2 separate regions of the Homo sapiens genome follow, and region 2 is linked to region 1. A link is a contact called in ENCODE Hi-C or POLR2A ChIA-PET data. All regions are on one chromosome and are shown on one strand. Each heading gives the region's core, a stretch centred on a gene start or an enhancer-like site at or near the end of the contact. The rest is flanking DNA. Distances are from core to core; before and after follow the strand shown. Region 1 overlaps NXN (nucleoredoxin). Region 2 overlaps NXN (nucleoredoxin).

Region 1 (4,387 bases), core at 621-3,120:
ATTAGCGCTGAGCCTTAAAAAACAAAACCACGGATTCCGCACTTTCCTCCTTTCTCTCCTCTCTGTTACGGAGATTTAGGTACAGGGTTTCTTTTCCTGGGAGACAGTAAAAAAAGCTTCCTGCAGGGAGGGTCTTGCCCAGTTGATAAATTTTACAAGCTGGGGGCGGTGGTGCACGCCTGTAGTCCCAGCTACTAGGGAGGATGAGGCAGGAGGATAGCCTGAGCCCAGGAGTTCGAGGCTGCAGTGAGCTATGATCATGTCGTTGCACCCCAGCCTGAGTGACAGAGTGAGACCCTGTCTCTAAATTAATTATTTTCACAAAGGAAATCAAAGGGCTTTTGTTAAAGTAAATGATATCCTCAAGCTATAGAGTTTAACACTAAAACTTTTCTGAGGGCCGGGCGTGGTGGCTCATGCCCGTAATCCCAGCACGTTGGGAGGCCGAGGCAGGCGGATCTCCTGAGGTCAGGAGTTTGAGACCAACCTGACCAACATGGAGAAACCCTGTCTCTACTAAAAATACAAAATTAGCGGGGTGTGGTGGCGCATGCCTGAAATCCCAGCTACTTAGGAGGCTGAGGCAGGAGAATCGCTTGAACCCGGGGGGGCAGAGGTTGTGGTGAGCCAAGATTGCGCCATTGCACTCCAGCCTGGGCAACAAGACCGAAACTCCGTCTCAAAACAAAAAAAGGAAAAAAAAACACAAACTTTCTGAAGATATAGCCAAAAAGCTCATGAAGAGAGACAGCATTTTATAGATGGAGAAATGGAGGCCTGGAAATGGTGAGCTGCCCAAGGCCACAATGCCAGGAACCCAGAGCTGACCATCTGGCTTCAGAGCCCACTCTCTTCCCCACCAGATTCCCACCTCTTGCAGGAACAGAGAGGCACGAGGAAGGTACAAACATCAGGAGGAAATCTCTTTCCTCCCAGGAGGCTGCTGGCAAACCATGGCATCAGGATCCTCCCAGGGTGGGAAGGGAGGGTGGTGAGTTTATTTACAAGCAAAATGAATCTGCCCGTTCAAGGAGAAGAAACATGAATGATACTAGTTTTTCAAATTCTTACCACTGGGACTGGCCCTAAACTTTAGCACTTTATTAGAAAGCCAAAAACCACTCAAAAGCTAACGTCTACAGAGAAGACGGCCAAAAAAAAAGTACCTTTTTTTCTCTTCATGGAAAGTTTTCTAATATTTAAAAGCTCAGGATTATTCTGCAGAGACGTTATAAATGACCCAATCTGCAGGGCTGGAAGCATCTTCTGGGAGGCAGGGGAGTTTTGAGAGAAAAGTGTGGACTTTATGAAAAGATAGATCTGCATTCTTTTTTTTTTTTTTTTTTTTTTTTGGATGGAGTTTAAGCTCTTTTTGCCCAGCCTAGAGTGCAATGGCACGATCTTGGTTCATTGCAACCTCCACCTCCCGGGTTCAAGTGATTCTCGTGCCTCAGCCTCCCGAGTAGCTGGGATTGCAGGCATCCACCACCACGCCTGGCTAATTTTTGTATTTTTAGTAGAGATGGGGTTTCACCATGTTGGCCAGGATGGTCTCGATCTCCTGACCTCACTTGATCTGCCCGCCTCGGCCTCCCAAAGTGATGGGATTACAGGCATGAGCCACGGCGTCCGGCCAGATAGATCTGCATTCTCATTTGTATCCAAAACCCCTCTGAGCCTCAACGTCACCCTCTGCAACATGCAGGGATCTGTGGGGGGAGATGATCTCTACATGAAATGGAATAACAGTATCTGGCACAAAGGCAGACACTTAATCAACGCTAGCTCCTTTCCTCTCCGCAGTTTATTCCGGGGAAGAACTCTGGCCTGGGAAACAGCAGACCTGGTCCAACTCCCGGCTCTGCCAGATCCCAAGTGACTCAAATGCTTCAGCTGCCCTGACCTCTGCTTCCTCGTTACTAAAATGAAAAGCACGGGATCTACCTCCAACAACAGTCATGGGATTCAAGGACACCAGGACACCTCCCCCGTGAAAACCAGGGCAATGAATTCAAACAAAGCACATTAACTAAATCTAAATCTAAATCGATGGCATTTTGTCCCATAAACACTCAGCCTGAAAGTCTCTCCTTCAGCTTGCTGTTTGTTTTTTTGTTTTGTTCTGTTTTTTGGAGATGGGATATCGCTCTGTCGCCCAAGCCGCAGTGCAGTGGCGCAATCTCAGCTCACTGCAACCTCTGCCTACTGGGTTTAAGTCATTCTCCTGCCTCAGCCTCCTGAGTAGTTGGGATTACAGGCACCCACCATCATGCCCAGCTAATTTTTGTATTTTCAGTAGAGACGGGGTTTCGCCATGATGGCCAGGCTGGTCTCAAACTCCTGACCTCAGGTGATCCACCTGCCTCAGCCTCCCAAAGTGCTGGGATTGCAGGTGTGAGCCACCGCACCCGGCCTCAGCTTGCTGTTTAAACATGGTCTCATGCAGAGCCATCTGCCTGTGAGCTGGACAGCCACACGGTCCAGGGTTCCAGCCCTCCAGGCTCATCTCCCAAAAATACCCTCGGGTGTTTGTCCCAGCTAGTGAGTCAGGACTGAACCTGATACCAGGGAACAGTGTTGCTGCTGTCAGGGCATCTCTCGCCAGTTTCATTATTCACTGCTCCCACTCGCACGACGGACCCACGTCCGCCGTCCGTTCCAGACATAAGCCAACGCTCGCTCTGGCGTTCTCAGAAACCGTTCCGGTAACAGAAAAAGCTTTTTAACTTCCCGTGAGATCCACGAGGATCCGTGAGGTTGATACTTCAAGTCGAAGGCACGAGAATGTCCTTCTGAACCTGAAAATCACGGTGAAGGTCCTCGGGACATCTACATCGAGGCAGAAACAGATTTACTAGGGAGAAGGCAGTGGAGAGAAAAAGGCGACACAAGAAAAGATGCTGCCTCACTGGGCCGTCCTGCCCTGTCCCCTCCCCCAAAAGGTGAGCAGAGAAAGCTTTTTAAAGGCAACTGTCACTCAGTGGCAATGCCACTGGCTTTCTAGGACTTACTTTCTTCCCTCCAAACCTGTTTACGAAGGAGACGTGAGGAAAAAAGGTAAGAGTCACACAGAACAAGCACCACGACAGCCCCTCCCATCATCAGCCCCTCCCATCATCAGCCCCTCCCATCATTCCATCCACCACCCTGGTACTCACACTATTTTAACACAACACAATGGCCTCTGCCCATCATTCTTTTTTTTTTTTTTTAAGACTGACTTTCGCTCATCACCCAGGCTGGAGTGCAATGGCGCGATCTCAGCTCACTATAACCTCCGCCTCCCGGGTTCAAGCGATTCTCCTGCCTCAGCTTCCCAGGTAGCTGGGATGCACCATCACGTCTGGCTAATTTTTTATATTTTTAGTAGAGATGGGCTTTCTCCATGTTGGTCAGGTTGGTCTCGAACTCCCGAACTCAGGTGATCCGCCCACCTCGGCCTCCCAAAGAGCTGGAATTACAGGCTGAGCCACCGCACCCAGCCTCCCCTCCCATCATTTCATCGACCACCCTGGTACCCACAATATTGAACACAATGTATAACTATAATAACAACAATAATAAAAGCAGCTAACAGTTATGACGTGCTCACCTCTTCAATTCTGCTACAAGTTTTTTTGTTTTTTTGTTTTTGTTTTGAGACAGAGTCTCACTCGGTCACCCAGGCTGGAGTGCAGTGGTGCCATCTTGGCTCACTGCAACCTCCTCTTCCAGTGTTCAAACGATTCTCCTGCCTCAGCCTCCCAAGTAGCTGGGATTACAGGCGCCCGCCACCATGCCCAGTCTCTGTTTTTTGATCTATGCTTTTTTTTTTGAGACAGGGTCTCGCTCTGTCACCCAGGCTGGAGTGCAGTGGTATGATCACAGCTCACTGCAACCTCTGCCTCCCAGGCTCAAGCAGATTCTCCCACCTCCACCTCCTGAGTAGCTGGGACTACAGGCGTGCGCTACCACACCCAGCTAACTTTAAAATTTTTTGTAAAGACGGTGTTTTGCCTTGTTGCACAGGCTGGTCTCAAACTCCTGGGCTCAAGTGATCCTCCTGCCTCAGCCTCCCAAAGTGCTGGGATTCCAGGCGTGAGCCAGGACACCCAGCCTCTGCTACAAGTTCTATACATATGGGCTCACTTAGTACCCACGACAACCCTTTGAGGTATTATTATCCCCATTTTCCAGATAGAACACTGAGGTTCAGAGAGGCTAAGGAGCTGCCGGAAGTCATACAACGTATTATGACCGCAGCCAAAGGGCCTGACGCCTGCCTTCATTCAGGGTAGACCAAATCCCCACTGGGGCGGCCCCCTCCGAAGCCAACCTCACCCCCCACGGGCAGATTCCTAACAAAATTCACGCTCCCTTGTTTGTGGTAAAAGTCACTAGTCTGTGG
Region 2 (4,387 bases), core at 990-3,489, 87 kb before region 1:
AGGCCCCGACTCCCCCACCCGTACCGCCCCCCAGACACCTCAACGCACTGGCAGCATTTGGCAGGCCCCCTTCACTCGGCAGGGTGATTCTCAAAACCCCAAGATGCTTATAGGACTCCGGGTTGTGCGGTTACCCAGTTCTGCTTTTTTTTTTTTTTTTTTTTTTTTTGAGACGGAGTCTCGCTCTGTCGCCCAGGCTGGAGTGCAGTGGCAAGATCTCGGCTCACTGCAAGCTCCGTCTCCCGGGTTCACGCCATTCTCCTGCCTCAGCCTCCCGAGTAGCTGGGACTACAGGCGCCCGTCACCACGCCTGGCTAATTTTTTGTATTTTTAATAGAGACGGGGTTTCACCGTGTTAGCCAGGACGGTCTCGATCTCCTGACCTCGTGATCCGCCCGCCTCGGCCTCCCAAAGTGCTGGGATTACAGGCGTGAGCCACTGCGCGTGGCCTGGGTTACCCATTTTCACCCGAGCCTGTCAGAACACTCTGCCCTCACATGACTCAATCCACAAAATGACCAGCAGATCAAGCCACTGCCCCAGTGTAAGTCCAAAGACAGGCCAGGTGGAGGCGGCTCCCTTTGGGTGCAGGCAGGGGGTGTACCTGGCACTGCTCTGTGAAGGAATCTTTATACAAGCTCTTCAGCGGGAGAGAAACAAGTGAGATGGGACTGAGACCCCAGGGCACAGACAGACTCAAACAGGGAGCAGGACGTCCCCAGAGAAGCCCCACAGGATGTGCAGACCAGACACTCCAACAGCCAGGACCCTGCAGAGCGAGTGTGTGTGTGAGTCTGTGTGTGCACGTGTGTGTGATGGCGCGAGTGTGCATTGTGTGAGTGTAGGTGAGTGTAGGTGTGTGTGAGTGTGCATGTGTGTGACTGTAGGTGTGTGTGAGTGTAGGTGTGTGCACATATGAATGTAGGTGTTTGCATGTGAGTGTAGGGTGTGTGAGTGTAGGGTGCGTGAGTGAGAGTGTGCATATGTGTGAGTGTAGGTGTGTGCATGTGTGTAGGTGTGTGTGCGTGAGTGTAGGTGTGTGTGCGAGTGTGCATGTGTGAGTGTAGGTGTGTGCATGTGTGTAGGTGTGTGTGGGTGTGTGCGCACATGTGAATGTAGGTGTGTGCATGTGTGACTGTAGGTGTGTGCGTGTGTGAGTGTGCATATGTGTGAGTGTAGGTGTGCATGTTTGTAGGTGTGTGTGCACATGTGAATGTAGGTGTTTGCATGTGTGTAGGTTGTGTGCACGCGTGTGTGAATGTGTGAGCGTGTGTGTGCGTGTGTTCACACACCTGGAACACGTCCACTGAATGACACTGGAAGCCGTAACCACGGAATCACACAAAAGCTCAGAAATATTCAGAATTCAATCAAAAATACTGGTCAGAGTTTTGTGACGCTACAAAGCTTATGAACGAATGCACAGTTCCTTCAGAGGTATTTCGGCCCAGCCTGGCCACATTTAAATATCCTCAGAGGCAAAGAAAGGCAAACTCCCATCAAGGGATGGTGCAGTCTAGGGAGGGTGGCTGGCTTCTAAGACTAGAGAGAAGCCAGAACTGATACCAGTGAAACCAGGGACTGAGTGAGACGGGCTCTGAAGGAGAAACGGCCCCCGGCTTGGAGGACAAGGACAGGGCACCACAAATAGGGCCATCGACGCGGACGGAATGCCGCACGTGGGGCTCAGCCCAACCTCGAAGCGCTGAGAAGGCGCTTCCAAAGTGATATCCCTGGAATGATATAATGATTTCCTTAATACGTGAGCATCTTTCAAAACTAGGAGGATCTGGAATTAAGTTTAGAAGTATGAATCAAACTCATGCCACTGACGTTTCTGTGTGTCAAGAAGTGCATGCATATTTGGTATTTAACTTCAGCATTTTTTTTTTGTTTAAGAGACTACGGCCGGCCGGGCGCGGTGGCTCACGCCTGTAATCCCAGCACTTTGGGAGGCCAAGGCGGGCACATCACGAGGTCAGGAGTTTGAGACCAGCCTGGTCAAATGGAGAAACTCTGTCTCTACTAAAAATACAAAAATTAGCTGGGCGTAGTGGCAGGTGCCTATAATCCCAGCTACTCAGGAGGCTGAGGCAGGAAGATCGCTTGAACCCGGGAGGCAGAGGTTGCAGTGAGCCAAGATTGTGCCAATGTACTCCAGCCTCTGGGTAACAGAGCAAGACTCTGTCTAAAAAAAAAAAGAGCCGGGCACGGTGACTCATGCCTGTAATCCCAGCACTTTGGGAGGCCAAGGCAGGCAGATCACATGAGGTCAGGAGCTCAAGACCAGGCTGGCCAACATGGTGAAACCCTGTCTCTACTAAAAATACAAAAAGTTAGCCAGGTGTGGTGGTGGGTGCCTATAATCCCAGCTACTCCGGAGGCTGACGCAGGAGAACGGCGTGAACCCGGAAGGCAGATGTAGTGAGCAGAGATTGCGCCACTGCACTCCAGCCTGGGTGATAGAGTGAGACTCTGTCTCAAAAAAAAGAAAAGAAAAAAAGAAAAAAGGCTGTCCTAGGGTACCTTATTAGTTTCAGGTGACCCCCTGGCCTGAGCGTTGGCCACCAGCAATACCGGCAACCCACGGGCCCTCACATCCAGGAAGGAACTCCGTACCTCAGAGAGGAAGATTCTGCTCCACGGATGATGAGGTGCTGGGAAAGAAAATGCCTCTATGTGGAAAGGCCTCCTGACCCAATGGAGCAGCAGAGAGGGGGCGCGGCAGCAGCTCCACTCTAAGTGACAAGTGTCCGTCTTCCAGGCCCTCGTACGAAATGACACGTACTCGGACCAACACTGTCGTGTTCGTGAAGACGTCATCACACTCCGCTCCTCAGATATGCCCAACTGTCCATCTCATCCTGTCCACTCAAGGGCAGCACTGGGCCCCTCTCCTAGTGACTTCCCGTGGAGCTCAGTACGGAGAGTATGGGATGGTTAGCACGCACTCAATACATCAAATCCGGCCGGGCGCAGTGGCTCACGCCTGTAATCCCAGCACTTAGGGAGGAATTTCACTCTTGTCACCCAGGCTGGAGTGCAGTGGTGTGATCTCGGCTCACTACAACCTCCGCCTCCCAGGTTCAAGTGATTCTCCTGCCTCAGCCTCCCGAGTAGCTGGGATTATAGGTGACCACCACCACGCCTGGCTAATTTTTGTATTTTTAGTAGAGATGGGGTTTCGCCATGTTGGCCAGGCTGATCTCGAACTCCTGACCTCAGGTGATCCACCCACCTCGGCCTCCCAAAGTCCAGGGATTACAGGCGTGAGCCACCATGCCTAGGCAGTAGTTACAAATTCAGCTGAGTCTTCTAGGTGCTAAAGCAAAGAAAATAATTGTGGTTCATAATGAAATTCAAAGTATACAAAAGATAAAAACAAAAGCCTGCCACCCGGTAGGTTTTGAAGGCGATGAGGCACTCACAGTTCAGCTGACATCCATCCATATGATGAGGGCCAGTGTCCACTCTAGATCCCTAAGCTCTGTAGGTTTTGAAGGCGACAAGGCACCCACAGTTCAGCTGACTTCCATCTGTATGATGAGGGCGAGTGTCCACTCTAGATCCCTAAGCTCTGTAGGTTTTGAAGGCGACGAGGCACTCACAGTTCAGCTGACACCCATCCGTACGATGAGGGCGAGTGTCCACTCTAGATCCCTAAGCTCTGTAGGTTTTGAAGGCGATGAGGCACTCACAGTTCAGCTGACTTCCATCCGTATGATGAGGGCGAGTGTCCACTCTAGATCCCTAAGCTCTGTAGGTTTTGAAGGCGATGAGGCACTCACAGTTCAGCTGACTTCCATCCGTATGATGAGGGCGAGTGTCCACTCTAGATCCCTAAGCTCTGTAGGTTTTGAAGGCGATGAGGCACCCACAGTTCAGCTGACATCCATCCGTACAATGAGGGCCAGTGTCCACTCTAGATCCCTAAGCTCTGCAAAGCGCAGGGCCTGTTATCTGTTTTATTCAAGATAAAAACGTTCTTCTTGGCCTGAACGTTTAACGTGCCTCCGGATCATGTGTGAGGGGTGCTCCAAGACCCAGCCACGTCAAACAGAGTCACACTTTGTACACACCTGTGCACACACGTGCACACACAGAGGCCAGTAGGGAGGATAAGAGGGGCCTGAATGTGACCGGCGGGCCTTTGTTAGGGGAGTCGGAGGAAGACACACATCAGAGACCATCACCTCCTGGTGTATAAGGGGAACAGGGATTAGAAGAAACCCAGGATATCTCTGTATGGAGAAAGGATGGAAAATCCACAGCCATCAGGAGGGGCAGGACACGGCGCTCGGTAACGCTTGGGAGAGACCTGGGCCCTACGTAGCTGACTAGCATCTCACCTGTAGCCCCTCCAAGGGCCTCTGGTTGCAACTGGAAG

What was found. Hi-C counts contacts between places; a loop is a spot of excess contacts on that map. ChIA-PET counts read pairs that join two places held with the same protein, here RNA polymerase II (POLR2A). Pooled maps may share reads with other maps.
Region 2: a loop to region 1 is called in a map of gastrocnemius medialis, with 2.8 times the contacts of the local background. The contact joins two enhancer-like sites. A Hi-C loop is called at or near these places in 2 of 168 maps with a recorded cell type or tissue (endothelial cell of hepatic sinusoid and gastrocnemius medialis) and 1 of 50 pooled maps. POLR2A ChIA-PET finds 5 or more read pairs at or near these places in 1 of 52 experiments (CD8-positive, alpha-beta memory T cell).

Annotation. Positions count from the first base shown.
Region 1 is chr17:899,586-903,972 of GRCh38, forward strand. All of the region lies in intron 1 of NXN (nucleoredoxin), which reads right to left. Among named protein-coding and RNA genes, the nearest start is that of NXN, 78 kb to the right of the region's middle. RefSeq lists an enhancer at 80-581. Within about 2 kb of position 1,871, at least 17 of the 41 ENCODE cell types and tissues checked have a DNase peak (open chromatin) inside an H3K27ac peak, as active enhancers do; they include gastrocnemius medialis, where a contact is called at or near this core.
Region 2 is chr17:811,777-816,163 of GRCh38, forward strand. All of the region lies in intron 5 of NXN (nucleoredoxin), which reads right to left. Among named protein-coding and RNA genes, the nearest start is that of MRM3, 32 kb to the left of the region's middle. Within about 2 kb of position 2,240, at least 2 of the 41 ENCODE cell types and tissues checked have a DNase peak (open chromatin) inside an H3K27ac peak, as active enhancers do; they include gastrocnemius medialis, where a contact is called at or near this core.